Regions from separate parts of the Homo sapiens genome. Here region 2 is linked to region 1. A link is an interaction called in ENCODE POLR2A ChIA-PET data of the cell type or tissue named here. Cell type or tissue: CD4-positive, alpha-beta T cell. All regions are shown on one strand. Each heading gives the region's core, and the rest is flanking DNA. Links, peaks and the distances in the headings are about the cores only.

Evidence for each region. ChIA-PET counts read pairs that join two places held together with the same protein. Peaks named below come from ENCODE experiments on the same cell type or tissue, not always from the same donor. Only the 100,000 strongest peaks of a DNase experiment are listed, where the experiment ranks them.
Region 2: POLR2A ChIA-PET joins it to region 1 with 5 read pairs; 7 of 35 experiments call an interaction of 5 or more read pairs at or near these places.

Annotation. Positions count from the first base shown.
Region 1 is chr1:31,817,825-31,833,939 of GRCh38, forward strand. No RefSeq gene overlaps it. Among named protein-coding and RNA genes, the nearest start is that of SPOCD1, 9.9 kb to the left of the region's middle. RefSeq lists enhancers at 9,380-9,479, 9,570-9,759. In CD4-positive, alpha-beta T cell, for the core only: no CTCF peak of the experiment used is centred there; a DNase peak (open chromatin) is centred at 9,687; H3K4me3 peaks cover 649 bases; H3K27ac peaks cover 2,006 bases.
Region 2 is chr1:31,975,099-31,991,213 of GRCh38, forward strand. No RefSeq gene overlaps it. Among named protein-coding and RNA genes, the nearest start is that of KHDRBS1, 31 kb to the right of the region's middle. RefSeq lists an enhancer at 10,255-10,324. In CD4-positive, alpha-beta T cell, for the core only: no CTCF peak of the experiment used is centred there; DNase peaks (open chromatin) are centred at 6,513 and 7,173; H3K4me3 peaks cover 312 bases; H3K27ac peaks cover 1,658 bases.

The DNA.
Region 1 (16,115 bases), core at 7,319-11,318:
GTGTAATCATAGCTCACTGCAGCTTTGACCTCCCAGGCTCAAGTGATATTCCCCTCTCAGCCTCCTGAGTCGCTGGTACTACAGGCATGCACCGCCATGCCCAGCTAATTTTTTTTTTATTTTTGGTGGAGACGAGGTCTCACTATGTGGCCCAGACTGGTCTCGAACTCCTGAGCTCAAGCGATCCTCCCATCTTGGCCTGGGATTTCAGGCGTGAGCCACTGCACCCGGCCAGAACCAGAGATTTGATAAGTCTGATTGCGAGGGAGATGGAATTCCCTGGCACTAAACCTGTGCCAGGTGAGACTGTGAGAACCTTCCAGGCCAATGGAATACTAAATCACAGTTAGACTCAATAAATTAGATCTATATATCAACATGAATGTATCTCAATGATATAATGTGGAATTTTAAAAACAGCATAATATGAATAACAAGGGAAACCGAGTCTGGAGTACACAGGAACTCCCTGTACTAATCTTCAGATTTTTCTGTAGATCTAAAACTATTCTAAAAAACAAGGTTTATTACAAAAAACAAACCAAGCTATTGGGTAATCCATATTGAAAACTGTCATGATCTGGCAGTCAGAGTCATAGATGAGGTAAGAGTAGAGACTGGATGTCACCAATGACCAAAATTACTGCTCTAAGGAAATAGTTTTTGTAAATGAGAAGCCCTCCCTCTAAGGAATGTCTTGGTCATGATGGCAGAAAGTTGACCAGGTTCCCTAAGACCAGTGAACCAAGCCATTCTGGTCCATTTGGATAATGGAAGTCTCCCACATTGGGCAGAGAAAACGGGAGTGGAGATGTTGTCAGTTCCACATGGTATAGAGATAAAGAATGGCTAACACTTACGTAGTGCTGTTTTGAGCCAGGGACTGGTCTAAATGCTTTACCTATATTAATCCTGTATTTGCCTGTATTAATTTACCTATATTAATCCTTACATCAAGTCTGTGAGGTAAGAACTGTTATTATCCTTATTTGACAGATGAGGAAATAGGCCAAGACAGATTAAGTAATTTGCTCAAGATTAGCAAGGACTGGTTTTAGAAGCCAGCCAGTCTCTGGCCAGTTTCTCTGTCTCCTGGTATTCTATTTATTTATTTTATTTTTATTTTTTTGTTTTTTTGAGACAGTCTCACTCTATCACCCAGACTGGAGTGCAGTGGCATGATCTCGACTCACTGCAACCTCCACCTCCCGGGTTCAAGCGATTCTTCTGCCTCAGCCTCCGGAGTAGCTGGGATTACAGGCGCACGCCACCACACCCAGCTAATTTTTGTGTTTTAAGTAGAGATGAGGTTTCACTATGTTGGCCAGCCTGGTCTCAAAATCCTGACCTCAAGTGATCTGCCCGTATCGGCCTCTCAAGGTGCTGAGATTACAGGTGTGAGCCACTGGGCCCAGCCTTTCTCCTGGTATTCTAAAATGTCTCTGTCATAAAAAAAAAATAAAGTAAGGTTTTGCCCAGGTTTTGGCCTAATGCTATTTGCCTCATCATTAGCTGTTTGCTCCATTGACTCATGACAGCACCTCTGCGATATACCTGGTTCCCATTAAAGAATGCAATTTATTTCTTGGCTTTCCTTTTTTTTTTTTTTTTTTTTTGAGATGGAGTTTCTCTCTCATTGCCCAGGCTGGAGTGCAGTAGCAGGATCTTGGTTCACTGCAACCTTCGCCTCCTGGGTTCAAACGATTCCCCTGCCTCAACCTCCCAAGTAGCTGGGATTACAGGTATCCACCACCATGCCCGGCTGATTTTTTGTATTATTAGTAGAGATGAGGTTTCACCATGTTGGCCAGGCTGGTCTCAAACTCCTGACCTCAGGTGATCCACCTGCCTCGGCCTCCCAAAGTGCGTGAACCACCACACCTGGCCTATTTATTGGCTTTCTTTTCTCTTCCATTGATCGATTTGTCTATTCTTGATCAATATTGTTTTAGTTCTATGGTTTTGTGATAAATATTGCTATCTAGGGAGCAAGCTCCACCCCCTCAACTTGGTTTCTATTTTTTATAATCGTCTTAGCTAACTGTATACCGTAGAATCATTTTGTCAAGATCCTTGAAAAATTGTGCTGGGATTTAAATTAGAATTTCATCGAATTTACAGATTAGGGATAAAATTGAATAATACTGAGTCTTCTCATCCATAAATGTACCTTATTTCCATTCTGCCAGGCCTTCAATTCATTTTTGTGATTTTTCTTCATCAAAATATTGCACATTTTAATTAAATTATTCTATTCTTTAATATTTTTATTGCGTTTTCTTTTTTCTTTCTTTTTTTTCTTTCTTTTTTTTTTGTTGAGATAAGGTCTCGCTTTGTGTACAGGCCGAAGTGCAGTGATATGATCACCTGGGCTCAGATGATTCTCCCACCTCAGCCTCCTGAGTAGCTGGGACTACAGGTGCCTACCACCATGTCTGACTAAATTTTTGGTTTTTTGTAGAAACGGCATCTTGCTATGTTGCTCAGGCTGGTCTCAAACTCCTGGACTCAAGCAATCCTCCCACCTCGGCTTCCCAAAGTGCTGGGATTGCAGACATGAGCCACCATGCTGGAGGCGGTGACTCACGCCTGTAATCCCAACACTTCGAGAGGCCTGGGCGGCAGATCACCTGAGCCCAGGAATTCGAGCCAGTCTGGACAACATGGTGAAGCCCTGTCTCTACAAAAAATACAAAATTATCCAGGAGTGGTGGCATGTCCCATACTCCCTGTAGTCCCAGTTATTGGGAGGCTAAGGTGGGAGGATGGTTTGAGCCCAGGAGATGGAGGCTGCAGTGAGCCAAGATTGTGCCACTGCACTCCAGCCTAAGTGACAGAGTGAGACCCTGTTGCAAAGATATTAATAGTATTCTCATGATTCAAAAATCTCTATTGTATTGATTACAGTCCCCTTTTAATTCCTAATACTATTTATTTGTGCTTGCTCTCTCTCAGTCATCCTAGGGTTTTTTGGTAAATCAGATTTTTGCTTTTTTATCTCTGTTTTTTATGATGTTGTTATTATATTTTCTATTTCACCATCTTCTGGTTTTACCTTTCTTATTTACTTTCTTCTATTTCCTTTGGTTTACTCTTGTTCTTTCATTTTTTTTTTAAGAAACAGGGTCTTGCTCTGTTGCCCAGGCCGAAGTGCAGTGGTGTGATCATAGCTCACTGCAGCCTTAAATGCCTACTAATTGGCCTCAAGCTAATTTTTAAAATTAGTTTAAATTATTTTGGAGAGATAGAGTCTCACTATGTTGCCCAGGCTGGTCTCAAACTTGTGGCCTAAAGTGACCCACTCCCAACACTTTGGGAGGCCAAGGTGGGAGGATCACTTGCACCCAGGAGTTTGAGACAAGCCAGACAACACAGTGAGACCTTGTCTCTATAAAAAATACAAAAATTAGCCAGACATGGTGGTGCATGCGTGTATTCCCAGCCTAGAGACAGGGTGTCTAGGGAAACAAAGTATTAGTGCCTAACATTTCTATTTTTTGTGAAGATGAAGTCTCTCTATGTTGCCCAGGCTGGTCTTGAATTCCAGGGCTCAAGCAATCCTCCTGCCTCAGCCTCCCAAAGCACTGGGATTACAAGCATAAGCCATCACACCCGGTGGCTACCTGTTATTATTAAAAATAAATGTAGTTTCAGGCCAGACATGGTGGCTCATGCTTGTAATCCCAGCACTTTGGGAAGCCAAGATAGGAGGATCACTTGAGGCCAGGAGTTCAAGACCAGCCTGGTCAACATAGTGAGACCCCCATCTCTAACTGAAAATAAATAAATCATACATAAATAAATGTTTCAGCCAGGCATGATGATGAACGTGTATAATCCCAGCTACTCTGGTGGCTGAGGCTGGAGGATCCCTTGAGCTCAGGAGTTTGAGACCAGCCTAGGCAACATAGCGAGACCGTCTCTCTATTGAAAAGAAAATGAAAATATACTTTTACTGCATTGTGATCAGTTAAAATTGTCTACATAATGTTGCTTTTTTTTTTAAGTTTTTAAGATTTCCTTTGTGATCTGATATACTGTCATTGTTAATATTCATTGTATGCTTGAAAAATGATTGAAATTCTCAGTTTAATAGTTTAAGCTTTTCCTTTTTTTTTCTTTTTCTTTTCTTTTTTTCTTTTTTTTGAGATAGAGTCTTGCTCTGTCACCCAGGCTGGAGTACAGTGGTGCAATCTCGGCTCACTGCAACCTCCACCTCCCAGTTCAAGCAATTCTCCTGCCTCAGCCTCCCGAGTAGCTGGCATTACAGGCACCCGCCACCGTGCCCGGCTAATTGTTGTATTTTTAGTAGAGACGGGGGTTTCACTGTGTTGGCCAGGCTGGTCTCGAACTCCTGACCTCATGATCCACTCACCTCGGCCTCCCAAAGTGCTAGGATTACAGGTGTGAGCCACGGCACCTGGCCAACAGTTTAAGCTTTTCTTACCTCAAGCTTTTTACTCATGTTTTTCAAATCCATAGTAATCTATAGTAACTTGAATCTACAGAAATCAGTGTTCAATGCAGAAAACAAAAACTACTCTAGATATTTTAAGCACAATGAGGTTTAATACAGGGCACTGGGTGTTTCAAAAGTCACTGGGAGGCCAGGCACAGTGGCTCACGCCTGTAATCCCAGCACTTTGGGAGGCCGAGGCGGGTGGACTGCTTGAGCTTAGAGGAGTTCAAAACCAGCCCAGGCAACATGGCAAAACCCCATCTCTACAAAAAGTACAAAAATTAGCCGGATGTGGTGGCGCATCCCTGTAGTCCCAGCTACTTAGAAGGCTGAGGTAGGAGGATGGCTTGAGCCCAGGAGGCAGAGGTTGTAGAGAGCCGAGATCGCACCACTGAACTCCAGCCTGGGTGACAGAGCCAGACCCTATCTAAAAAATGAAAAAAAAAAAAAAAAAGTCACTGGCAGGCTATAGGAGTGGACCCGAGGCTGGGCCTAGAACACACATTAGAACTGTATTTATAAATACACTGCTAGGGTAACAATACAAAGGTCTAATACAGGCACTGCCACTGCTGCTTCTACTGCCCACATACACAACACTAGGGGCCAGACATTGATGCGGGCAAACTCGATAGCTCCACAGTTGTGCTTGGAAGCAGTAACAGCCCACGGAAAAGGACAATGGTCTTGGCCTCTCATCTGCTTTTCAGATCTTGCACAATAGCAGTAAGTGTTGGAAAATAATTCACATCTGAAACACTCATTGTAAGGGAATCTGTGAAAGAGTTTTGGCTTTCTATCCTCTACAGGAAGGCATACTAGGATGTGGAGGATTGCTTGAGCCCAGGAGTTCAAGGCTTCTGTGAGCTATGATAGCACCACTGCACTCCAACCTGGGTAACAGAGTGAGGCCCTGTCTCTAAAAAAAACTTTTAAATAAAATTTTAAAAAATCGGCTGGGCACAGTGGCTCACGCCTGGAATCCCAGCACTTTGGTAGGCCAAGACAGGCAGATCACTTGAGGTCAGGAGTTCGAGACCATCCTGGCTAATGTGGCGAAAACCTGTCTCTACTAAAAATACAAAAATTAGCTGGGCATGGTGGCAGGCACCTGTAATCCCAGCTACTCGGGAGGCTGAGGCAGGAGAATCGCTTAAACCCGGGAGGCAGAGGTTACAGTGAACCAAGGTTGTGCCACTGCACTCCAGCCTGGGCAACAGAGCGAGACTCCATCTCAAAAAAAAAAATGTTTTAAATCTCACACAATTATTACGAACGTGTCAATTTTTTCCCTTTACCTCTGTAAGTTCCTGCTTTATATATATTTAAAAACACTTTTTTAGGAGCATGCAAATTCATAAATTTTTACATCTTTTTTGGAGATTATAACTTTCATCAGTGCCAAATGTGCCTTTTCTTCCTATTAATGTTCTTCTGCTTTAATTCAGTTTTTCTGATATTAATATTGGTAACTGCTTCCTTGTGGTAGTATTTAGCTAATATAGTTTTGTGGGGTTTTTTGTTTTTTTTTTGTTTTTCAGAGACAGGGTCATGCTGTGTCACCTAGCTTAAGTGCAGTGGCATGATTACAGCTCACTGCAGCCTCTAACTCTTGGGCTCAAGTGACCTCCTGGGCTCAAGTGATCCTCCTGCCTCAGTCTCTCAAAGTGCTGGGAATTCAGGTATGAGCCACTGCACCCTGCTCATTATTCATTTTTTACAGAGGAGGAAAGGTGGGCTTCAAATCCATGACTTGCTAGGGATTGCTCCGCTGGAGATAAGCGGAACTATGTCCAACCTCAAGTCCAGCTCCATCCAAAGTCCCTCCGCCAGACTGTATTCCCACAAGGGCGAGAACCAGACTGGGTCTGCCTTGTTGGCCAGCTCATTCACAGGGCCTAAGGTGGTGCCTGTCGTTTAATATGAAAACACACCCAGAGGCAGTCAGAGAGGGAGGAAGAACACAATGGCACGACTTCGAGGAAGCCAAGGAAAGACTGTTTGGGGGTTTGTGGATTTTTTTTCCCTGATAAATTATTTATTTTGGAATAATTTTAGACTTACAAAAAAGTTACAAAAATATAAGAAGTTCCATCTACCCCTCACCTATTTTCTGTCATTGTTAACATCTTCTATTACTGTGGTCTCTGCGTAAACTAAGAAACCAACATTGGTACATTACTATTAACTAAACTCCAACTTTATGTGGATTCCACCAGTTTTCCCCTTCAGGTCCTCTGTCTGTTCCAGGCTCCCGTGCGGGCTACCACGTTGCATTAGCTACCATGCCCTTAGTCTCCTCTGATCTGTGACAGTTTCTCAGTCATTCCTTGTTTTTCATGACCTTGACAGTTTTGAGGAGTAATCGTCAGGTATTTTGTAGAGTGTTTCTTAATTTGGATTTCCCTGATGCTTTTCTCCAGATTAAACTGGTCTCAGGGGTTTTGGAAAGAATGCCGCACAGGGAAAATGCCTTCTCACATCAGAGGAGGGGGTGCGTGGTAGCCACAGGTGATATTAACCTCCACCGCTTGGTAGAAAGTGCTTTCCAGACTTCTCCACTGCCAAATTACTACTTTAAGAATTTTAAAGGCTGGAGACAGTGGCTCACGCCTATAATCCCAACACTTTGGGAGGCTGAGGCGGGCAGATCATTTGAAGTCAGGAGTTCGAGACCAGCCTGGCCAACATGGCAAAACCCCGTCTCTACTAAAAATACAAAAATTAGCTGGGCGTGTTGCCGGGCATCTGTAATCCCAGCTTGTCGGGAGGTTGAGGCAAGAGAATCGCTTGAACCCAGGAGGTGGAGGTTGCAGTGAGCTGAGATTGTGCCACTGCACTCCAGCCTGGGCAACAGAACGAGACTCCATCTCAAAAAAAAAAAAAAAAAAAGAATTTTAAGGTAGAGAGAGGTAGTGTTTTCAAAGAATATTGAATGATGTGGAGGAAGTGTCATAATGTGCTGTTAAGCAAAGGAAGAGAATGGAAGGAAATCCACCAGAATGTTGACAGTGGCTCTTTCTCAATTGCTTCTTTTCTCCTCTTGCATTTTCTTTTTTTTTTTTTCTTTTCTTTTCTTTTTTTTTTTTTTTGAGACGGAGTCTTGCTCTGTCGCCCAGGCTGGAGTGCAGTGGCGTGATCTCGGCTCACTGCAAGTCCCGCCTCCCGGGTTCACGCCATTCTCCTGCTTCAGCCTCCCAAGTATCTGGGACTACAGGCATCCGCCACCACGCCTGGCTAATTTTTTTGTATTTTTAGTAGAGACAGGGTTTCACCATGTTGGCCAGGATGGTCTCAATCTCCTGACCTCATGATCTGCCCACCTTGGCCTCCCAAAGTGCCGGGATTACAGGCGTGAGCCACCATACCCGGCCTCTTGTGTTTTTTCATTACTCTACAATAAATATATAGGACTTGAAATTTCTGTAACGTTTTCAAAAAATTGTATATAGTATCACCTCCATTATACAGATAACACATACAGACATTTATTCACAGGAACAATGTATAAAATATCCATTAAATGTTGATAGCTAGGGATTATCTCTGGATGGTAACTTTTATTTCTTCATTGTGATTTTATGTATTTTTCCGTTTTTAAATAATAATCTTATTTTACTTTTTTAAGAGACAGGGTCTTGCTCTGTCACTCAGACTGGAGTACAGTAGTGCAATCATAGCTCACTGCAGCCTCCAATTCCTGGGCTCAAGTGATCCTCCTATCTCAGCCTCCTGAATAGTTAAGACTACAGGCATGCCACTGCACCCAGCCCTGTTTATTATACTTTTTAATTGGACTTCAATTGCATAGAATGAGGTTTGTCATACTAATTGGGTATATAGTACACATTCTCATCATCGGTCCATAAAAGGCCTTCTTTGAATCATTTATGAATTTATCTATTAGGGTGCCTATTTTAATAATATAAAAATATCCATGGAACCACTGCCCAAGACGAAAACTAAAATACTGATAAGAACTTACACAGACTGATATGATTCTCCTCACTTTTATCTACCCACCGCAACCCCTAATATGAATCCTGTGTTGTGTTCTTTTGCTTTCTCTTTTATGTAGTTTTATCACACCCACATCTGTTTCCCCAAATTATATGTATTTTTTAATGTGATATGTTGGGATTTACTTTTTTTCCTTTTCTTTTTTTTTGAGACAGAGTCTCACTCTGTCGCCCAGGCTGGAGTGCAGAGGCGTGATCTCGGCTCACTGCAGCCTCTGCCTCCCAGGTTCAAGCGATTCTCCTGCCTCGGCCTCCTGAGTAGCTGGGATTATAGGCATGTGCCACCATACCAGGCTAATTTTTTTTTTTTTGTACTTTTAATAGAGACAGGGTTTCACCATGTTAGCCAGGCTGGTCTCCAACTCCTGACCTCAGGTGATCGGCCCGCCTTGGCCTCCCAAAGTACTGGGATTACAGGCATGAGCCACCACCCGGCCAGGATTTCCTTTTACCACTCAAAATTATATCGCTAAGTTTCATCTATATTGTTGCATTTGCCCAGCTCCTGTGTAATATTTCATTGTATGTTATTCCAAAATGTATGTGTCTCTTCTCCTCTCAGTGGTTCTCTGGATTATTTCCAGGTTTTGTGCTGACAGGAACATTCTAGCATGTGTTTCCTAGTGTATGTGGTAAGAGTTTCTCTTGTATATGAAGTAAGGAGGGAAATTGCTAGGTCATAGTTGTCTTAGTTTGGGTTTCCCTAGAGCAGAGCGTGAGACAGAGACTAAGCTGCTACCTGCGTCTGTTGTTGGTTGTTTATTTGTGGGGTAAGCCCAGGAAGCAGGAGTAAGGTGGCAGAGTGAGATGGGGAAGAGATCAAGGTCACTGCTGGAGAACTTGATTTTTGGAACTGTGGGCCCAGAGAATGGATGACAGGGACATTTTTATCTGCAAGCTCCTGAGCCCCATCTGTCAAGGGCTGCTCCTGGCATGTTATCTTCCCTGCACCTCTAGGCTGTGCTTGGGCTTGGGCTGAAAACAAAAAGACGTATAACTTGTGCTGAGGTGGGACTTGTTAGCGTGGGGTGAGTCATGAGGTCAAGGGAACTGCAGCCGGGGCGCAAATTAGAGGTGAGTGGAGGAGAGGCAATACTGGCACCAGAGGCAGCTGCCAGAGAGGATAAGTGAATGTCCCACTTTACAGACTCACGCCAAACTGTCTTCCTGAGTGCTTGTGCCAATTTACACTCCCATCTGCAGCCTTTGAGAAACCCAGTGAACCCACATCCTCTCTGACACCTGGTACTGTCAGGCTTCTTCTTCTTCTTCTTCTTTTTTTTTTTTTTTTTTTTGTAGATGTAGTCTTGCTCTGTCACCCAGGCTGGAGTGCAGTGGTGCGATCTCTGCTCACTGCAACCTCCGCCTTCTGGGTTCAAGCGATTCTCCTGCCTCAGCCTCCTGAGTAGCTGGGATTACAGGTGCCCACCACCACATGAGGGCTAATTTTTGTATTTTTAGTAGAGGCAGGGTTTCACCATGTTGGCCAGGCTGGTCTCAAACTCCTGACCTCAGGTGATCCACTAGCCTCAGCCTCCCAAAGTGCTGGGATTAGAGGTGTGAGCCACCATGCTGGCCTTTTTTTTTTTTTTTTTTTTTTTTTTGACATGGGGTCTTCTTGCTCTGTTGCCCAGGCTGGAGTGCAGTGGCACGATCACAGCTCACTGTAGCCTCGACCTTCTGGACTCAAGCAATTCTCCCACCTCAGCCTCCCAAGTATCTGGGACTACAGGTTTACTACTGGTGGCGTGCACCACCAGGCCTGGCTAATCTTTAAAAATTATTTGTAGAGATGAGGTCTCACCATGTTGCCTAGCCTGGTCCCGAACTTCTGGGCTCAAGTGATCCTCCTGCCTCAGCCTCCCAAAGTGCTGGGATTACAGGCATGAGCCACCATGCCCAGCCCATCAGGCTTCTTAATGACCAGTTTTCTGGCTCTTGGTGGTTTTCTCTCTCTTTCGTTCTCTATCTTTCATATATATGCATTTGTGTGTATGTGTGTGTTTCTTTTAAAGTCAGAAGTAGAAAGAAATCTTATTTTTTTCAAGAGCTAGTTTACCCGTTGAGAGTGTCAGTTGTTGTAGGGGGGCCTGGAAATATAAAGACTAAGAAAGGACCTAATCATGAGGCCCCGGGTTACTGGTGACTCTGGGGGAGTGGTTGGCAGGGGAGGGAGGTTGATGAAACCTCAGGGGGATAAGGGGCGGGACACCAGGGATGCAACAGAAGAGAGCCGGGTAAGAAGCCTGGTGGCCAAAGGAAGGAGAAGATTGCAAGGTCAGGTGGAGGGCATGTCTAGAAACGGAAGAACTGAGTTTATAGTGAAATAAGGAGGAGCCAGGGAGGAGAGGGTGATGGAGAGGCAGAAGCAAGGGGCAGACTCCGTGTTAAGAGCAATGGGGACCGGGCGAGGTGGCTCATGCCTGTAATCCCAGCACTTTGGGAGGTCGAGGTGGGTGGATCATGAGGTCAGGAGTTCGAGACCAGCCTGGCCAAAATGGTGAAACCCTGTCTCTACTAAAAATACAAAAATTAGCCGAGCATAGTGGCGCACACCTGTAATGCCAGCTACTCGGCAGGCTGAGGCAGGAGAATTGCTTGAACCCGGGAGGCAGAGGTTGCAGTGAGCTAAGATCGCACCATTGCACGCCAGCCTGGGTGACGTAGCAAAACCGTGTCCCCCCACTCCCCCAAAAAAGAGTAATGGGGGCATCACAGTCCTCTCGAGGAAAGAGCATTGACTTTGCAGCCAGACATATGCAGATTCAAATCCCAGGGCTGCCAGTTATGAGGTGTCAGAGAGGCTGAGGATGGAGGAGCACCTAGACCGGAAGGCACTTAACACTTGGTAGTTAGTTCTCTCTCCCTTCTTCCAAGAGTCTGTGGCTGAAGCGAGTCCAGATCTGGAAGCTGGGAGGTTCTGCAGGACTGGCCCTTGGCTGAGTGGGCTGCAGGCTTCGGAATCCCGTGAGTCTCAGGGAGGCCAGGTGAGAGCAGGTTTCTAGAGAGGGAGAACAAAGGGGATCCTATAAGTTGGGGAGAGATGAGGGTGATGACGGAGGAGGCCAAGGTGCTGCTGCCGAAGCAGGGAAATTGCCATTGATGAGGGTAGGGGCTGGGCCTCCCTGGCTGAGGTCCAGCAGGACAGAAGTGAAGTCAGGGCAGAAATGCGCCGGGTCCTGTCCTGCCCAAGAGGAGCCACCTCCACTTCCAGCCATGCCTGCTTATGTCGTGTGGCCAGTGCCCAGGTCCTACCCCAGCTGCTCCTCCTCCTTCGTCCCCATCTCAGGTCCTGGGATCCTTCCACTGTGTTCTCCCAGCCAGAAATCTGGGTGTCAGCCTTGCCTCCCCAACTCAGCAGCCATCTAGGGTATGGACTCAGCCTCACTCTGCTTTTCCCAGGAGGTTCCCAGGGTTAGGGCACCTTCCTGCAGCCCCAGGCAGCTGTCGTCTGGCAGGACTCCCTTCCGTCGTTACGCAGGAGGCTGGGGGCTTCACTGGCTCCCTCTGGCTCCCAGAAGGATCCATCATGGATTCAGCTGAGGGAGCTCTCAGTCTCGCCTTCCTGAGATGCACTGATTTTTGGGAACTGGCTTCTCAAGCTGCTGGGGAAGGGTGGGGAGGGCAAAATTTCATTTTCCATGGATGCCTTTGTGCACATCCCTCAACCTGGCTTTATGAGCTGTGGGAAGGAGGGAAGCAGGGGCGGATCTGGACCACACTGAGCAGCTAGGAGGTGAATTCTGGAGGCAGAGCAGTTTCTGCAAATCACGCTAGCCCGGGGCACTCCCTAACCTGCCCATCCTGTGCCCGCCTAGTCTCGGCCAGCAGGCAGCAGGCACCATTGCTTTGCACTGTGCACGTCAGGCCCTTCCAGGCCCTTCAGCAGAAGGCAGTGGGGCCGCTCAGCCAGCAGTCACCACTGCTGTCCACAGCTCCACTGACCCAGCCCAACATGCCGCAGCTCACTTTGTCACCCCGCCTCCCAGGTTCTCTGATTTGCTAAAGGACGTGTTCATGGTTGTCTATCTTATGAACTGGAAAACCAGAGCAGATCCTCAGGGCCTCAAGCAAGAGGCTCAGTGTTACAGGGCTTGCAGCTCCATGTCCTGAGGCTCAGTTCCTGCCTAGAGATGGACACCGCTGTCCCCCCAGGGCCACCAGCACCAGGACCCTCTGAAGCTGCCAGGTGCCCGTGCCCCTTGGGGCCTCCTCCCAAGGCCCTTGCTCTTCTGCACCGAAGGTCATGCCTACTGCCCCGGGACACTGCTAACTAGCTGTGGGTCACTGGCAAGTGTGTTGGTCATTGTTTGTGCCTCCGACAGTGCTCTATGCAGTCACCACTCAACCTGGTTGCACCTCTAAGTCCTGGGCTGCAGCCAAGGTGGCTGGATTTCCTGTGCCTCTGAGCTGCTAGCTGCTATGGACACAGCCAGATGCTCCAAGGCTCCTGATCCTTGTCCCGAGGGCATGTGAACCGACACAGCCAGGAGGAAACCGGAGCGCTGACTGCTGCAGGTGCATGTGCTTGTGCTTATGAAAAGTGGCCCTTTTCTGAGGCCGCCAGGTGCTGCTGGCAGCCTGACCCAGGCTGCTGAGGGACACACTTGGATCAACATGCTTTATACTGCCAATGGCGACCTGGGTCACCTGGCCCGGCTAGGGTTTGTCAGGTTTCTTCACTGAGAAGATGACTCTTCTCCTGTCCATGCTCCCTTCCATACTTACCCTTAGGAAGGAAGTCATTATGCACAGATGCACAGCCCACGTTTAAGCAGTGGGGCTCATGTGCCACCTCCTTGAGGGTGGACTATCTACATAAATTATTTGGAATCTGTATGGGAGATTTGTCTCTTCTCATTCATTTATTTATATCATTTGTTCAGTCATTTATATTGCTCTGGACTCACGGGTATTGATTTTATACTTTGGGTTGTAATCCATTGCTACTTTATTTGGTTTGTTGCTCGAACTATTCCAGTTTTGGCTGTTGGAGGCTCTTTTAGCCCCCAGAAGTTTTGGCTGTTGGGGGCTCTGGGTCTCTTTAACATTTTGTTGTACCCCCATTATTGTGGGGTGGGATATATCTCCTACCTCCTTGAAGACTTTCCACTCCCCTGATGACAAACATCAAATGCCGTTGAGACTCCAATTCACCCCTCCCTCACTCACCCCTGCCACTTGCTACTCCGGACCCTGAGCCCTGGCTGGGCCTCTGGTCCTGGGGATCTCAGAGCTGCTGGACACATTGAACTTTGAACCTTGCCCTTCCCTTCCCTCTGCCCAGCCACTATCACGCACAAACAATGCCCTTTCCCCTGGTTGAGTCTGTCTGTCCTCCAGTTCCAGCCTCCAAAAAGCTTTATCACTTTAGTGCCAAAGCTGCCAACTTCAGTGTATATGAACAAACGTACTTAAAGGACAAAACAAAACAAAAAGACCTGCCTCTCTATTGCCTTTGAAACCTACCTTATCTTCTTCACTCCCACACTTTAGATAAATGTCCATTTGCCTGCAACTGTTTTTATCACACACCCTCTCATTGGCCAGGGTAGTGTCATGGTCTCTGGAATCCTCCAGACTCTGATTCCAATCCCGGTGACCCTAGGCAGTGAGTTGATCCCTCAAAGCCTCACTTTTAGTCATCTGTAAAAGAGAGTCAGTAATAGCCTCCAAATAGCTCACACTGATTCATCACCACTGTTGATGTCAGGGGATAACTTATGAAAAGTACCTAATATCCTTTGCCTGCCAGGCCCTTCCTTCCTCCATCTGGGGAATCCAAGGTCTGGGTTTCAGTCTCCATGAAACCTTTCCCAACCAACCGGCTGGAGCGAGTGATTCCTTCCTGCCTGCCTGCACCTCCCTAGTACTTCGAGCGATTATTTGCTGACTCTCAGCTCCATCCCACCCCACCTCCAAACAGGCTGCCCAATGGTCAGAGTCATGCTGCATTAGAGCCAGGGGGTTAGGAAGAAAGGTCATGGACTTGGACTTGGACATCACACTTCAGTGTGATCTGCATTGGGACTGTGGCTCTGCACCTCAGCTGCTTGGCCTTAGCAAGTCCCCTAACCTCTTTGAGCTTCCTTTTCCTTATTTATAAAATTGTGATAACAGTAGTTATTTTATACGAATGCTGTGGAGATTTAAGTACATAATCCATGTCAAGCATTTCACATAATGCCCAGCACTCAGAAAGTGCTTAATAAACGGTCCCTTCCTCTCTTCTTAATATCAGGCAGACTGCTCTGCCAGGCTCCGTTTATTGATGGATTCAAGGTTAAAAATAGAGCGGCAGCCTTGGGGAGTAGGTCCTTCAGAGCTGGGAACTGACACCTTTGGTGCTGTGAATAGGGAAGGAGCCTGCCTCTCCCTTCAGGGGCCTCTCAGAGAAACACAAATCTTGATGCCTCTGGCCTTTCTCTCATTGATTTCCAGGGCAGGCGTGCAGAGGCCAGACTGCTCGGCTGGCAAGCTCAGACCAGAGGCTCTGCGATCAAACGCGCTGGCTTCTCACCCCAGCCCTGCCATTCAGTGGCTGTGTGACCTTGGGCAAGCAGTGTTTCCTCTCAGAGGATCATCAGGGAAACTGACAATGCTAACAACATTGATTTTTTTATATATATTACATATATATATCACACATATATTACATATATATATTACATATGTGTGTGTGTGTATATATATATATATATATATATATATATATATATATATATATAAAAGCAAACAACCGATACTGGCAGAGACCTTGTGGTTGATGACCAATCAGCTCTGGGACTCAGGGTAATGGTGTCCCCTCTCTGAGCCTCAGTTTCCATCTCTCTGAATCAGACACAGCAGCCCTGACTTACAAAGCTGTTGTGAGGATGCAGCAAGGTCATGGATAGCAGCTGCTGACAGCGGTAACGCCTGACGGGCACCTGAGTTATCTAATAGTCCATCTTCCAGTCTGAGGGTATGGGGAGACACATTTATTTTAGCTGTTTGTAACTATTGATCCATCAGCCTTGGAAAATGCAAAGAAATGCATCAACAGAAAAACCCTTCACATCTTGAGTTGCTAACAGGCTGGTCCTGCCAGTGGGTAAACAACTTCTGTGCGATTGACTTCCCCTGCCATCAGCTCAGCACTCTTGGCAACTTGTTTTGTTACCTAGGACAAGACACTGGTTTAATTAAAGCAGATCCTGAATTGTGGGCAGGAGCTCCCACTTTCCCTTCTGCAGGGAATCTTAGCAGTGATGTCAAAGGGCATAAATCTGACTTCCAGGGCCACTGAGCCAGCCTTCTTCAAGCAGACATGCAGGGGCTGGATGGTCCATGACCTCAGGGCCACACTCATGGGTTGTTTCTTCCTTCCCTTCCTGGGACTGGTCTATCAGGCTCCAAACCCCTGTCCCTCCCTCATTTCTGACCCTGAGATGGATACAGAACTTCATGACAATAACATTAATAAAAATACACAATCCTGGCCAGGCACCGGTTTACACAGTCCCAGCTCTGGGATTATAGCTGTGAGCCACTGCATCTGGCCTACCATTGTTATTTTAAATCTTTCTTGACCTGAACCCTCAGTTCATTTTTAAAACTCTTCCTTTGGCAGGACAAAGGAACATGGTGGCTCATGC
Region 2 (16,115 bases), core at 4,939-8,938, 150 kb after region 1:
ACAAAGAGTAAAATAAATTTTTGCTGTACTATTTGTATTATATCTCTTTTAATCCTCACAATACCTTGCAAGCTAGGCTCCAACTGAGAAGCAGTTTGGTAGAGAGGTGTGTGTTCTTCTGTCAAACAAATCTGGGTTCACATTCTAACTCTGCCATGTCTAGGCTTTTGTGGCCCTGAGAAAGCCTGTTGTCTTGTCTTGTCTTGTCTTTTTTCTTTTCTTTTCTTCACAGAATCACGCTCTCTCGCCAGGCTGGAGTGCAGTGGCGTGATCTCGGCTCATTGCAACCTCCGACTCCCTGGTTCAAGTGATTCTCCTGCCTCAGCCTCCCAGGTAGCTGGGATTACAGGCACGCACCACCACACCCAGCTAATTTTTGTATTTTTAGTAGAGATGGGGTTTCACCATGTTGGCCAGGATGGTCTCAATCTCCTGACCTCGTGATCCTCCCACCTCGGCCTCCCAAAGTGCTAGGATTACAGGTGTAAGCCACCGGGCCCAGCCCTTTTTTTTTTTTTTTTTTTGAGACGGAGTCTTGCTCTTGTCACCCAGGCTGGAGTGCAGTGGCATGATATCAGCTCACTACAACCTCCCCCTCCTAGGTTCAAGCGATTCTCCTGCCTCAGCCTCCTGAGTAGCTGGAATTACAGATGCCTGCCACCATGCCCAGCTAATTTTTATATTTTTAGTAGAGACGGGATTTCGCCATGTTGGCCAGGCTGGTCTCAAACTCCTGACCTCAGGTGATGCGCCCACCTCGGCCTCCCAAAGTGCCTGGATTACAGGCATGAGCCACTGCGCCTGGCCCACTTTACTTTTCTGAGTCTTGGTTTGCACATCTATAAAGAGGGGGAAACAATGAGAGCTACCAAACAAAGATTCATCTAAAACCCTCGATGTAGGTCCTGGCACACAGTAACTGCTCAATAATCATTATTCTTAATAGTATTGGAAGAAAGAACACAGAAGTTCCAGAGGTTAGGTCATTTATCCAAGTTCACATAGCCAAGTAGAATACACTCATGGAGGCCAGCCTCAGTGGCTCACGCCTGTAATCCCAGCACTTTGGGAAGCTGAGGTGGTGGATCACTTGAGGTCAGGAGTTTGAGACCGGCCTGGCCAACATGGTGAAATACCATCTCTACAAAAAATACAAAACTTAGCCGGATGTGGTGGCAGGCACCTGTAGTCCCAGCTCCTTGGGAGACTGAGGCATGAGAATTGCTTGAACCTGGGAGGTAGAGGCTGCAGTGAGCCAAGATTACGTCACTGCACTCCAGCCTGGGCGACAGAGTAAGACTTTGTCTTAAAAAAAAAAAAAAAAAAAAAAACAGATTCATGGTTTGGGCCTACTCAGCATCTGTGCCTTTCCTTTCCTTCTGGTGAGAAAACCTTGACTTTTGGGAATTGCCTGCCCCTACTATCAGGCCTGTTGACTTAGGTGGGGTCAACACACCTCTTCCAAGCTCTAGAGGCAAGACATGACCCACATCTGGCCAATTACGTGTTCCATCCCTCTGGTCACAGTGACTGGTTTGAGGTAGCCTTGTGACTCATGCCAAGTCCATGAGAATACTGGAACTTTGTCAGATCCATTGGGATAGAGATGAACCTTTCTTTTTTGTTTGTTTTTTGTTGTTGTTGGGGTGGGAGTTGTTTGGTTGTTTGTTTGCTTTTTTCTTTTTTTAAGGCAGAGTCTCTGTCACCCAGGCTTGAGTGCAGTGGTGTGATCTCGGCTCACTGCAACCTCCGCCTCCCAGGTGCAAGTGATTCTCCTGCCTCAGCCTCCTGAGTAGCTGGGACTACATGCACCTGCCACCGCACCCAGCTAATTTTTGTATTTTTAGTAGAGATGAGGTTTCACCATGTTGGCAGGCTGGTCTTGAACTCTTGACCTCAGGTAATCCACTCACCTCAGCCTCCAAAGTGCTGGGATTACAGGCGTGAGCCACCGCACCTGGCTATGTTTGTTTGCTTTTTGAGACAGGGTCTCCGTCTGTCACCCAGGCTAGAATGCAGTGGTGCAATCACATCTCACTGCTGCCTCGACCTCCCAGGCTCAGGTGATCTTCCCACCTCAGCTTCCCGAGTAGCTGGGACTACAGGCATGTGCCATTACACCTGGCTAACTTTTGTATTTATTGTAGAGATGGGTTTTCGCCATGTTGCCCAGGCTGATCTTGAGCTCCAGGACTCAAGCAATCCACCCACCTCGGCCTTCCAAAGTGCTAGAATTACAGGTATGAGCCACTGCACCCAGGCTGAAATGAACCTTTCTTTGGACTTGACACTGGGAGGATATAAGCTTGGAGCTGCTGGAAGTTGCTAGGTAGAGAGAGTGCCCGAATGGAAAGCACACCCAGAGGAACTAGAGCTGAAGGAGAGAAAGAGACTGAAGCTGCCAACTCTAAGTAAGCTCTTGCCTAAACTCTTGAACAAACATGTCTAATGTCTGTACATCGTTTCGGGTACATGAAGCAATAATGAGGCAATAATTCTCTCTCTTTCCCTTAAGACAACCAAAAGAATCCTTATTTGGCAAATGTATCAGTCAGGGTCCCAAGTGAAAACAGATGACACACTAAAATTAGAATAATTTGAAGAGGGTTTATTTACGATGGTGTGAGTGGGTGCACAGAAACCATAGGGACAGCACAGTGGCCCGGGGCTAGCAACACTTGAGGAGCTGCCACCACCCTTAGGCCTGAAGGGACAGGGGAGAGCATTTCCTGAGGGAGGGAATTTTGGAAAAGAGGCCTCCTTAAGAAGAGCTGTGACTGCCCATCAAGGATACCCTGTCAACCTGTAGAGGGAGCAAGGGAATAACTACCCAACTTCTCTCCCTTCTGGCCCCTCAGACCCAGTGTCCCCAGTGGCTGAGCCCAAGAAGGAGCCAGAAGGCAAAGCAGCCTGCTGATGTGTCCAGACAAGGCAGACACAGAACAGGACAGAGAAGAGTGAAGCGTGGGTCTGCAGGGGCAGATGGGAGATGGCTGGCTCTCCCAGAAAGCAGCACAGCCTGGTCTGACTGTCTCTCCACCAGCCCCGTGATGGCTGGTGACAATTTGGAATCTCAGGCCAGAGGGTTTTTTTTGTTTTGTTTGTTGTTTGTTTTTGAGACGCGGTCTCGCTCTGTCTCCAGGCTGGAGTGCAGTGGCACAATCTCGGCTCACTGCAACCTCTGCCTCCCAGGTTCAAGTGATTCTTCTGCCTCAGCCTCCTGAGTAGCTGGGACTACAGGCATGTGCTACCACGCCCAGATAATTTTTATATTTCTAGTAGAGACAGGGTTTCATCATGTTGGCCAGGATGGTCTCGAACTCCTGACCTTGTGATCCGCCCGCCTCGGCCTCCCAAAGTGCTGGGCTTACAGGCATGAGCCACCGCGCCTGGCCTGTTTGTTTGTTTTTAAAGGGACAGAGTCAGGGCCGGGCACTGTGACTGACACCTGTAATCTTGGGAAACACCTTGGGAAGCTGAGGCAGGTAAATCACTTGAAGTCAGGAGTTTGAGACCAGACTGGGCCACATGGTGAAACCTCATCTCCACTAAAAATATATATATACAAAAATAAGCTGGTGGCACATGCCTGTAATCCCAGCTACTCCGGGTTGAACCTGGTAAGCGGAGGTTGTAGTGAGCTGAGATCGCACCACTGCATTCCAGTCTAGGCAACAGAGCGAGACTGTCTCTAAATAAATAAATAAACAAATAAACAATCAAAGGCACAGGGTCTTGCTTTGTTGTCCAGGCTGGTCTTGAACTCCTAGACTCAAATGATCCTCCCACCTCGACCTCCCAAAGTGCTGGGATTACAGGCATGAGTCACTGAGCCTGGCCAGACCAGAGTTTTCAAACTCTCATCATTCCCTTTGGTCTTTTCTATACATCTGTGTCCCTCCTTCCCTAGAGAAGACCCTATAGGAGGTTGGAATTCTGAGAATCTGGAAAGAATCCACAGACCAGCCCAGCTTACTTTGCAGGAGGTAGAAGCCTCTAGCTCAGCCTCCCAGTGACCAGAATCCTGGGCTGACCCTCAGGCCTCACCCTGCCAGTTCCCTTGCCCCACAGACATCTCTTTGCTTGCCACTGTGGCCCCAGTCACCACCAGACAGCAGCTCCGTGACTTTCCTTTCTCTCCATAGGAGATGTCTGTTTCCTTCTGTAGCCAAGCCAGAGAAGGTTCTGGGATTCCCCACTACTGGCAGAAGCCCACAAGTGCCCTGAGGACGGGGCTGAGTTGCATCCAAGTATCTCACTTTGGTCACGCAGACACCTGTTCCCTCTTTCTTTTATTCCCAAGACACTCACCCTAATCTTCATTGCCAAAATGAGTTACTCTCCACCTTTCAAATCCAGTTTAAACCTTAGAATCTTTCAGTTTCAACACCAGAGGACATACAATTTAAAAAATTAAAAAAATTAAAAAACGGCTGGGCATGGTGGCTCACACCTGTAATCCCAGCACTTTGGGAGGCTGAGGCGGGCAGATCACGAGGTCAGGAGATCGAGACCATCCTGGCTAACATGGTGAAACCCCATCTCTACTAAAAAATATAAAAAAATTAGCCGGGCATGGTGGCGGGCGCCTGTAGTCCCAGCTACTCGGGGGGCTGAGGCAGGAGAATGGCGTGAACCTGGGAGGCAGAGCTTGCAGTGAGCCGAGATCGCGCCACTGCACTCCAGCCTGGGCGACAGAGCGAGACTCCATCTCAAATAAATAAATAAATAAATAAATAAATAAATAAATAAATAAATAAAAATAAAACAACTTAGAATTTCCTCAGAAAGCCTTCCTCATCAGTTCTTCCGACTCCACTCTTGCTATTATGACAATTATTATCAGAAGGACTTCTGCACATAAATACCTAATAATAGCAACTAACATGTACTAAGATGTACTAAGTGCTATCAGCCCATCGCTGAGCTATTTGCAATACAGAAACCATCTCATTTAATTTTTACATCCACCTTGTAAGATATGTGCTACCGATATATAGAATATGTTGTGATTGGTAGCCCTGGACTGTACCATGAAGCGACCTTAGGAGCAATTACTTTATCCATTTCCATGGAAAAAAGTGAGGCTCGGAAAGGATAAATTACTAGCTTAAGTTCACACAAGCAAGCAAAAGGCAGAGACGAAACCTAAACCCAGGTATGACCAACCCCAAAGCCTATATTCTCTCTCTGTCTCTCTTTTTTTTTTTTTTTTTTTTTGGAGACAGAGTCTTGCTCCATTGCCCAGGCTGGAGTGCAGTGGCGCAATCTCGGCTCACTGCAACCTCCACCTCCCAGGTTCAAGTAATTCTTCTGCCTCAGCTTCCCAAGTAGCTGGGACTACGGGTGCCCATCACCATGCCCAGCTAATTTTTGTATTTTTAGTAGAGACGGGGTTTCACCATGTTGGCCAGGCTAGTCTCGAACTCCTGACCTCAGGTGATCCACCCAACTCAGCCTCCCAAAGTGCTGGGATTACAGGCATAAGCCACCTTGCCTGGCCAAAGTCTATATTATTAAGATTGCAATATTTTACTATGTCCCAGGTATGTGCAGTTCCAGAGTTAGGTAGTAGCTGGAGGAGTTTCTGAATTTTCTGTGTAACGTGGTTATATACGTGCTAGAATCGCAGTCAGTGAACTTAATATGCAAATGAAATACTCTGTACACTGTAAACAATGTTACCTCTCAAGTTTTTGCAGCAAACACCACCATTATCCCTTTGGAGTTAAACCCGCTTGGCTACCACCCTTGCTGTCAAACCCCCATGAGATGCCAAACACTTGAAAAGGGTTTCATCGGAGATGTCAGTGTGAGATTAAGAACACACAACAGATGAAATAGAGAAAACAAGGGAATTCACTAGCAGTTACTGGTAAGACGCTCAGGCTATTAGCCTGTCACACTCCCCACTGCCAGCAAAGCCATCTTTAGCCACTTGGAAACCTGGCCTTGCTTTCACTTCCTTTGTGAAATGTCCCGGGTGGTATTTTCCCCACAGTGTAAACAAGTCCTTTTACATTAATCAATTCATTTAATTCTCACAAAAACACTATAAAGTAAGTACTGTTATCATCTCCATTTTACAGATGACGTAACTGAGGCACAGAGAGTCTAAGCAGTTTGCTCAAAGTCACATGTGACATATGGCAGTGCTAGATTCAAACCCTTAAGTTACTGCGGAATCTGTGCTCTCAAAAACTACTACTCAGGCTGGGCGCAGTAGCTCACAGCTGTAAACCCAGCACTTTGGGAGGCTGAGGCAGGCAGATCACCTGAGGTCAGCAGTTCGAGACCAGCCTGGCCAACGTGGCAAAACCCCGTCTGTACTAAAAATACAAAAAAATTAGCCGGGCATGGTGGTGCATGACTATAATTCCAGCTACTCAGGAGGCTGAGGCAGGAGAATCACCACTTGACCTGGGAGGCAGAGGTTGCAGTGAGGTGAGATCACACCACTGCACTCCAGCCTGTGCGACAAAGTGAGACTCCGTGTCAAAAAAAAAAAAAAAAACCACATACACACACACAAAAACCCCTACTACTCTGTAGTTTGACAACAAAGCTAAATGAAGATAATTAGAAAATCCACTATTGCACCAGAATTGCAAAAGGGCTGTGGAGATATGTTTTTTTGTAGAATCTATGTGCTTTAGTAATGTGGAAGGGAGATCTCCCACCAAAATGTGTGGTGAGGTAGGCCTGGGTCACTCCCCAGACCAGGATCCCCCAGGCTCCAGGCTTTCATCTTAGCCCTGTAGTAACCCCCTCAGAAAAAGAATGCTTCTTTCCCATTTGTTCCAGCAAAAATCCTAAGATTGCTCTGATCAACTACCTTGGTTCTGTGCTTAACATTGACCCAGTTACAGAACTAAAGGATGGAATATGCTGACTTGTCGGGCCTGGGTGATATGCACATCCTTCTCTGCAGCCACACCCCAACACACGGAGCAAGAATGGAGAGATGGCTCCTAGCGAAAACTAGACTACTGAGAGGAGGGGAAAGAATGCTGAGCAGGCAAAACAACAGATGATCCAGGGATTCAGGCATTGACACTGGTAATTATAAGCCAGTGTGATAAATGACTTGACAGGAAGGAACTGGCACTGGAAGACAGCAGAGGAAACACCTAAACCAGAGGAAGTGGCATGTAAGCTGAGACCCAAGGAGGAGGTATCCAGGGCAAAGAGGGTGTGGGGTGGGGAAAGGAAACAGGCTGTGCATATTTTTATTTCCTTCCCTCCCTCCCTCCCTCCCTCCCTCCCTTCCTTTTTTTGAGACAGAGTCTCGCTCTGTCACCCAGGCTGGTATGCAGTGGCGTGATCTCGGCTCACTGCAACCTCCGCCTCCCAGGTTCAAGGGATTCTCCTGCCTCAGCCTCCCAAGGAGCTAGGATTATAGGCGCCTGCCACCACCCCTGCCTAATTTTTGTATTTTTAGTAGAGACAGGGTTTCACCATGTTGTCCAGGCTAGTCTCGAACTCTTAACCTCCAGTTATCCACCTGCCTCGGCCTCCCAAAGTGCTGAGATTACAGGTGTGAGCCACCACGCCTGGCCACATTTCTTGAAATGTGTGAGATTGGGGCCTAAACATTCACAGAGTCCGTGAGGATGAAGATGATGGGCCAGTCTGGGTGCCCTGGAGTGGCCTGAGCAGAAAGGAAGGAAAATGGATTAGGGGCTGAAGAGGAGATGAAGCTTTTAGTTTGGATATTGATCCTGAGGGGCACATGGGTCATTCTGTTAGAGATATCAAAGAGCCAGCTGAATATGTGGGTATGGCATTTGGGAGCAGGATCTCTGGACAGAGATCTGGGTGTGATCAGCACAAGGATGACCATTGAATGACCATCAGTTAAGGTCATCAAATGGTTACTGAGTGTAGGAGAGACATCCTTGGGTGAGGGGACCAAGTGGGAACAGACTCTTCAACAAAGACATCCAGATGGCCAAATAGCACAAGAAACAAGCATGTAAAAACATTATTACTGGCCGGGCTTGATGGCTCATGCCTGTAATTCCAGCACTTTGGGAAGCCGAGGCGGGCAGATCACTTGAGGCCAGGAGTTCAAGACCAGCCTGGGCAACATAGCCCGACCTCATCTCTACAAAAAACTTAAAAATTAGCCAGATGTGTTGGCATGCACTTGCAGTCCCAGCTACCCAGGGAGCTGAGGCAGGAGGATTGCTTGAGCCTGGGAGGTTGAGGCTACAATGAGCCATGATCATGCCACTGCACCCCAGCCTCGGCAACAGAAAAAGACCCTGTCTCAAAACAAAAAATATTATTACTTATTACTATGTGGGTAGATACATTAAAACAGTGAGATACCACTACGTACCTATCAGAATGGCTGAAATTTGAAATTAAAACGACTGACAATATTAACAACTGGAATTCTCATACACCACTGAAAGGAGTGTAAACTGGTACAACCACTTTGGAAAACTGGCGGTATTTACTAAAACTAAACATACGTATCCCCTCTGACCTAGCAGTTCCACTCAAATATATATAGCCAAGAAAAATAAATGGTTGAGTCTACCAAAAAGACATATGTAAAAGAATGTTTGTAACAGCATTATTCAGAATAACCAAAAGCTAGAAACAACCCAAATGCCTCCATTGTTATATGTTCATTTGATAGAATACTATACCACATACATAAAAAAACAAGTACTAAGTACTAACATGGATGAATTTTATAGCTATAATATTGAGTGAAAGAAGCCAGAACAAAAATAATGTACACCATGCAATTCCATTTAGAAAAATCTCAAAAACAGGTATAGTTAGTTGATGGTAATGGAGGTCAGAAATAATCGTTTCTATTGTGACAGGGGGTATGTCTGAAAGGCGGCCAAGAGAACCTTCTAGGGTCCTGGAAATAATCCGGATTTTGATCTGGTTGATGGTTATACAGGTATATACATGTATAAAACTTCAAGTTGGGTGTGGTGGTATGTGCCTATAGTCCCAGCTACTCAGGAGCCTGAGGAAAGAGGATTGCTTGACCCAAGGAGTTTGAGGCTGCAGTAAGCTATGATTGCACCTGTGAATAGCCACTATACTCCAGCCTGGGCAACATAGCAAGACCCTGTCACTAAAAACAAAAACAAAAACAAAATATTTTTAATTTAAAAAATCAGACAGTAGGCCGGGCATGGTGAGTCAGGCCTATAATCCCAGCACTTTAAGAGGCCAAGGCAAGCAGATCGCCTGAGGTCAGGAGTTTGAGATCAGCCTGGCCAACATGGTGAAAACCCTTCTCTACTAAAAATACAAAAAATAGCTGGGCTTGGTGGCAGGTGCCTGTAATCACAGCTACTTGGGAGGTTGAGGCAGGAGAATTGCTTGAACCTGGGAGGTGGAGGTTGCAGTGAGCTGAGATCACGCCATTGCACTCCAGCCTGGGCGACAAGAACGAGACTTCGTCTCAAAAAAAAAAAAAAAAAAAACAGAAAGTATTCATCTAGTTGCTCATTTAAGGTTTGTGCACATTACCGTATCTATTTTATACCTAAAGGTGGGGGTGAAGGAAAGTTTATCCCCTCTTCCCAAAGCCAAAATTAGTACTGATCCAGGGACTGTGGATGCTTTACAATTTGTGATATGATGTGACAGTTTCATGAGGCCCATCTTGATGAAGTTCCCCAGGACAAGAGCCTCTCTTTTGATTGTTTTCTCTACTGTTCCAAAGCATCTATACTGGGGCTCAGATCACAGCAGGCCCACAATGTCTGTGACTCAGTATCTGCTTGGAACAGCACACCCAGCCCTTCAGTGTTCAACTCGACACTCACTTCCTGAGTGTCTGCTCTATGCCAGGCCTTGTGCTGAGAGCTAGAGGTACAAACACAAGTAAGACAACCATCCCTACACTTGAAAAGTGGCCAAGCAAGAGGTGGGTACCCCAGGATGAAGGACAGGAACTTGCAGCAGCCAACCCATCCATCAACACATGTAAAATAATATTAGTAACAAATAACCACCATTTATGAACTGCCAGGTGCTTTATGGTGTAACAGATTTTTTTTTTCTTAATTGCTATTTTAAACCACAACTGCCTGCAGCTACTTTTGTCTATTAGGGGAGTGGCACAATTTTTCTCTGGGTAGAGGGTTCTTTGTTTGGGAAAATACTTCATAAGTTGCTTTGGCATGAAGAATGAAGCTCTCCAGAGCTAGGGCAAGACAAAGACAGCTGAACTGCTTTGCAAATTAGAGAAAAATGTGGCAGCAGAGGGAGCGGGGGGTCTAAACGCAGAAGGAAGGGAGACATTAGGAGATATAGTTAGAGAGATCTATGTTGCTTTTGTTTTCCCAGGCTCAGTGCTTTAGAGAACCATCCCTTTGCCTTACTAATCTTACTTATTCTTCAGGTTTTACCCTTCAAAAATCACTTCCTTATACCACACAGCCACCAAAAAGAATGAGGTGAAGCTCTCTGTACTAACATGGAAAAAATGCCCTGGGTATATTGTGAAGTGGAGGCAGGGGAAGTCACCAGCTGGATAGGAGCGTAGTAACAACCCCGTTTTTAAAGAGGACGGCCCTGTATATGTACTTACACTTGAATACATTTGGAAAGTCCCCCGGAAAAGTACATAACACTCTGTTAACAGCTGTTACCACCAGGGAAGATGGTGGGGAGTAATTTGGAGCTTCTGATTTCAATTTTTATCCTTTATTTTTAAATATTTTACCATGAGATTTTATCTCTATTTGTTTATTTTTTTATCTGTTTTTGAGACAGGATCTTGCTCTGTTACCCAGGCTGGAGTGCAGTGGCACCAACACAACTCACTGCAGCCTCAACCTCCTGGGCTGTAAGTGATCCTCCTGCCTCAGCCTCCCAAGTAGCTGGAAACACAGGTGTACCACACCAAGCCCAGCTCATTTTTTAAAAACTTTTTTTTGTAGAGACTAGCCACTACACTGCAAAGTGCTGGGATTACAGGCATGAGCCACCTTACCCAGCCCGAGACTCTTAAAAACGGGGTAGGCTTGGTGCAGTGGCTCACGCCTGAAATTCCAGCACTTTGGGAGGCAAGGCAGGAGGATTGCTTGAGGCCAAGACCAGCCTGGGCAACAGGGTGAGACCCCTGTCTCTCTGAAAAATTTAAAAATTAGCCAGGCATGGTGGAGCATGTCTGTAGTCCCAACTACTCTAGAGGATGAGGCAGGAGGATCACTTATAGCCCAGGAGGTCAAAGCTGCGGTGAGCCCTGTTCATGCTACTGCACTTCAGCCTGGACAGCAAAGCAAGACCCTTTCTCTAATAAAATAAAATAAAATAAAATAAAATAAAATAAAATAAAATAAAATAAAATAAAATAAAATAAAATAAAATAAGGCTGGATGTGGTTGGTCACTCACACCTGTAAGCCCAGTACTTTGGGAAGCCAAGAAGAGAGGATTGCTTGAGCCCAGGAGTTCAAGACCAGCCTGGGCAACACAGTGAAACCTCATCTCTATGACAATACATTTAAAAATTAAGGAAAAAAAAAAAGCCAAGAACCTAATTTCTATCGTAGGTCAGGTTCCCGTGGTATCCTGCTGTCCTCCTTTGTGACATTTGGTACCTTTGGAATTGCCTGCCCGTTGACTTCCCCATCCCTCCACCTCCTGCACCCACTCTGTTCCCCTTGGCTCCAAGACTACAGGGACCAGGAACGCCTAGCAAAGTGCTTGGTTTAGCAGTTGACCAAATGAATGAGTTCTCCCACCTTCCAATGACTTTTCTCTTGCCTGGGTTTTGATTCTTCCAGAGAAAGGAGAGAACAGCTCAGCTCCATCTGTGTGTGCCGCCCAGGCCTGGCTCACACAGTTCCTGCACATTCCCCACCCAGGGCAGGGTGAAGATGCCCTCTTTCTTGTCCTGGAGAGAGATGTAAAAGCAGTAGCTCCTGCTGTCTTCACTGCCTCAGCCCTGGGGGACACCAAAATGCCTGAGACCACAACAACCTGTGAGAGGTGTGAGCAGGTGGCAGAGCCAATTACAGGAACAGGACTGGGCATTCTGGCTGACCTTGGCAGAAGCTTCTCTTCCATCTTCCTTTTATTTCTAGCAGCTGGGGGAGGAGGGAATGAAGCCCTAATTGCTTTCACCTTGAGAAAAATCTGCGGCTGACCATGTGCAGAGAGAATCATTCTGTCACACAGCAGGGGGGCTCGAAATTAGATCAGATCAGGAAGGCTGGCGTTTTCCCTGAGGCTCTCGACTAACGACCAAGGGGAAGAGAGGCACTTGGCCTAACGCCCCTCCTCACTCTGCCCTACCAGTCACACAGTGATAGCTGAGCTCTTCTCTTCTGCCCAGAACTCCACAGGGAACTCCCCATGCCTGCCCCCTCCCCACCCAGGCTGCTGTGACTAACGTGTGCCTTCACTAGGTCTTGCCCAGGCCACAACTCAGGCTGCTGGGTGAGAACTAGAGCTATTCTCACAGGCCCCCAACTGCCAGGCAGATGCCTCTGTCGACCCAGCCAGCCTGTCCCTGCCGAGTTCAGACAGGAAGGCGAGGCTGGCCCCTGGAACTACCAGGGAGAGACATCGGCCAGCCACATATGCCTGATTCTGCCCAGACACTTCTAACAATTGAGGCAGTGGGTGAACTCGCATGCTTTCTCCATCCCCGATGAAAAGCAAGTTCAAAAGCCACATACTGTCCTCAAGCCCTGGGGGAAGCCAGGACCCTGACAAAGAGGAGGCATTGTAACTCGATAGAGCAGTCTTGAGTGATACTGATGCAGTAGAGTCAACCACCACACACTCAGCATTGGAGCCACCGAGAATCATCCAGAGCGCATGTGATACTGACGTTAAGCAATTAATGGCATACAAAGCTTCAGAGCACTAGCTGGTCACCTACTGGATCCCGAGTAGAAATTTTCTGTAAGAAATTCTGGGGAAGGCCGGGCGCGGTGGCTCAAGCCTGTAATCCCAGCACTTTGGGAGGCCGAGGCGGGTGGATCACCAGGTCAGGAGATCGAGACTATCCTGGCTAACATGGTGAAACCCCATCTCTACTAAAAATACAAAAAAATTAGCCGGGCGTGCTGGTGGGTGCCTGTAGTCCCAGCTACTCAGGAGGCTGAGGCAGGAGAATGGCGTGAACCCGGGAGGCGGAGCTTGCAGTGAGCCGAGATCGTGCCACTGCACTCCAGCCTGGGCGACAGAGTGAGACCCCGTCTCAAAAAAAAAAAAAAAAAAAAACTCTGGGGAGGGCCAGGCGCAGTGGCTCACACCTGTAATCCCAGCACTTTGGCAGGCTAAGGCGGGGGAATTGCTTTAGCCCGGGAGTTTGAGACCAGCCTGGGTAGCAAAGCAAGACCCCACCTTTACAAAAAAAAAAATTAGCCAGGTGTGGTGGCACATGCCTGTGGTCCCAGCTACTTGGGGGCCGAGGTGAGAGGATAGCTTGAGCCAAGGAGGTCAAGGCTGCGGTGAGCTGTGATCACAACACCACTGCACTCCAGCCTGGAGCAAGCAAGAATTTCATTCTAAAATTAAAAAATAAAAATTCTGAGGAGGCAATAGAAACTGATAGCTTCATACATAGCCCACTGCAACAACTTTCTGGCTATGTGACTTCGATGGTGTCACTTAACCTGTCTGAGCTTCAATTTCCTCACTGCAAAATGAGATTAATAATACCTACCTCAAAGGGCTGCCATGAGAATGAAGTTAATATATGTAAACTATTTAGTGCAGCATGTTGCTCAGGAAGTGCTCACTAAACGGTCACTGTCCATATTATTATTTTATTTTATTTTATTTTATTTTATTTATTTATTTATTTTGAGACAGAGTCTCGCTCTGTCGCCCATGCTGGTGTACAGTGGCGCAATCTTGGCTCAAAGCAAGCTCCACCTCCTGGGTTCACACCATTCTCCTGCCTCAGCCTCCAGAATAGCTGGGACTACAGGCGCCCGCCACCACGCCTAGCTAATTTTTTTTTTTTTTTTTTTGTATTTTTAGTAGAGACGGGGTTTCACCGTGTTAGCCAGGATGGTCTCGATCTCCTGACCTCGTGATCTGCCCCTCTCAGCCTCCCAAAGTGCTGCTGGGATTACAGGCTTGAGCCACCGCACCAGGCTTTTTTTTTTTTTTTTTTTTTTTTTTGAGACGGAGTCTCGCTCTGTCACCAGGCTGGAGTGCAGTGGCGTGATGTCGGCTCACTGCAACCTCTGCCTCCTTGGTTCAAGCAATTTTCCTGCGTCAGCCTCCTGAGTAGCTGAAATAACAGGCACACGCCACCACACCCAGCTAATTTTTGTATTTTTAGTAGAGACAGGGTTTCACCATGTTGGCCAGGATGGTCTCGATCTCCTGACCTCGTGATCCAACCCCCTCAGCCTCCCAAAGTGCTGGGATTACAGGCGTGAGCCGCCATGCCCCGCCCATATTATTATTATGGAGCCATCAGTGCACACTGCAGTATGGACACTGAGGAGAGATGGTGTATGGTGGGGACTTTACGACCATGCAGACCTGGTGTGAAATCCTGTTTTCATTATTTCTGCCTTATGTGGCCTTGGGAGAGTTAATTAATTTCTTTAGGTTTCAGTCTCCCTCTGTAGAAAGGTATCGATAACACCTACCTTGTCAACAGGATAAAGTCCTGTTATTACCAGGGCCCAAGCATGCAGAAGATGCTCAGGAAATATTAGCTGCTGTGGGTACCGAATCATCATCCTCTTTCCGGCATCCTTCACCTTTTTCATGTGGTAGTTTTTACAGAGAGGTGACAGTCTCCTCAAAGTGATTTACTGTGGAGGAGCATATTGATTTTTTTCAAAGCCAGTGGTCCCTTTCCTGTCCTGATTCTTCTTGTCATCTCTACTATTTGACCTGGTGGCCACCTCTGAGACCTCCTCCCCCTTGGTTTTCTTGACTCCAGTACCCCAATCTTTGCTTCTCTCTCTCTGTCTCTCTCTCTCTCTCCTCCCTTCTTCACAGTATCTTCAGCTTCCCTAGCCTATTCCACAGTCCTGTGGCCCCCGCATTCTACCTGTTCTCCCCAAAAGAAAGACTATGTCGTCACCAAAACCAAGCTCAGCCTGCCATTCCTCCTGATCTCAAAAGTATCATTATTCTCCTGGCCACCCCGACATAAAGTCCCAGATCCTTCTCTTTTTTCTTTCCTCTCTTTCTGAATCCAGTCAATTGCCATCTGCTTTTTCCTTCAAAATATTTTTCATATCCATCTCCTTCTTTTCCATTTTCCCTCTTGCCAATATCAACTCAGGCCTGATCTAGTTTAAACGTCCAGTTCCCATCCATTCTGAGTATCGCAACCTCACCAAAAGTATCACTTGAAGCTCACCATCAGATATTCTTTTCCTACCACCCTTCCATCTCTATTCGAAATCCTATTAAGACTTTTTCCTTCCTACAGTAGATTCAAGAGCATTCAAGATCTTCCATACCTAGATTTTCTAGAGTTGGCTTTCCATTTGGCCCCAATCCAGATCCTCCATTCTGTTCATTCCTTATCCACCATGTCCATCTCCTCTCCTTTGCATTTGCATCCTCCTCTGCTTGGAGTCTCTTCCCTCCATTTCCTCTCCTATTCAAATTTCACCCATCCTTCAAGGCCTAGCTCAAAACTCAACTCCTTCCTGAAGGCTTCCCTGACCACTCTGGTCAACAGTGGTCACTTCCTCTGAGTTCCCTTTGATGGTGTTGGGGGTGTAGGGGTGGTGGTGGTGAAGAGCTGAATGTCTGAGGAACTGGTCAGTGCTTGCTGGATCACCTGCCTGTGCCTTCAACGTATACCTGAAGGCAGAGATGGTCTCTCCCACATCCTCCTGGATGACACAGCACAGTGATTTGAAAACAGACTTGTGTTCAAATCCTAATCTGTCACTTTCCCACTGGTTGTAACCCACCCTCTCCAAGCCTCATTTTTCTCATCCAAAATATAGGGGTCATAAAGGCCTTATACAGTGGTGAAGACTGAATTATAATGTAAGCAAACGACATGGCACAATGCTTTGCATACAACCTAGAAAGGTAGGAATTATTACAGTTCCTGGCACCCTGCAGTCTAAACATTATTTTTGCAGCCTTGCTCATTTGCATAGCCAAATAGTAATTTATATAGAC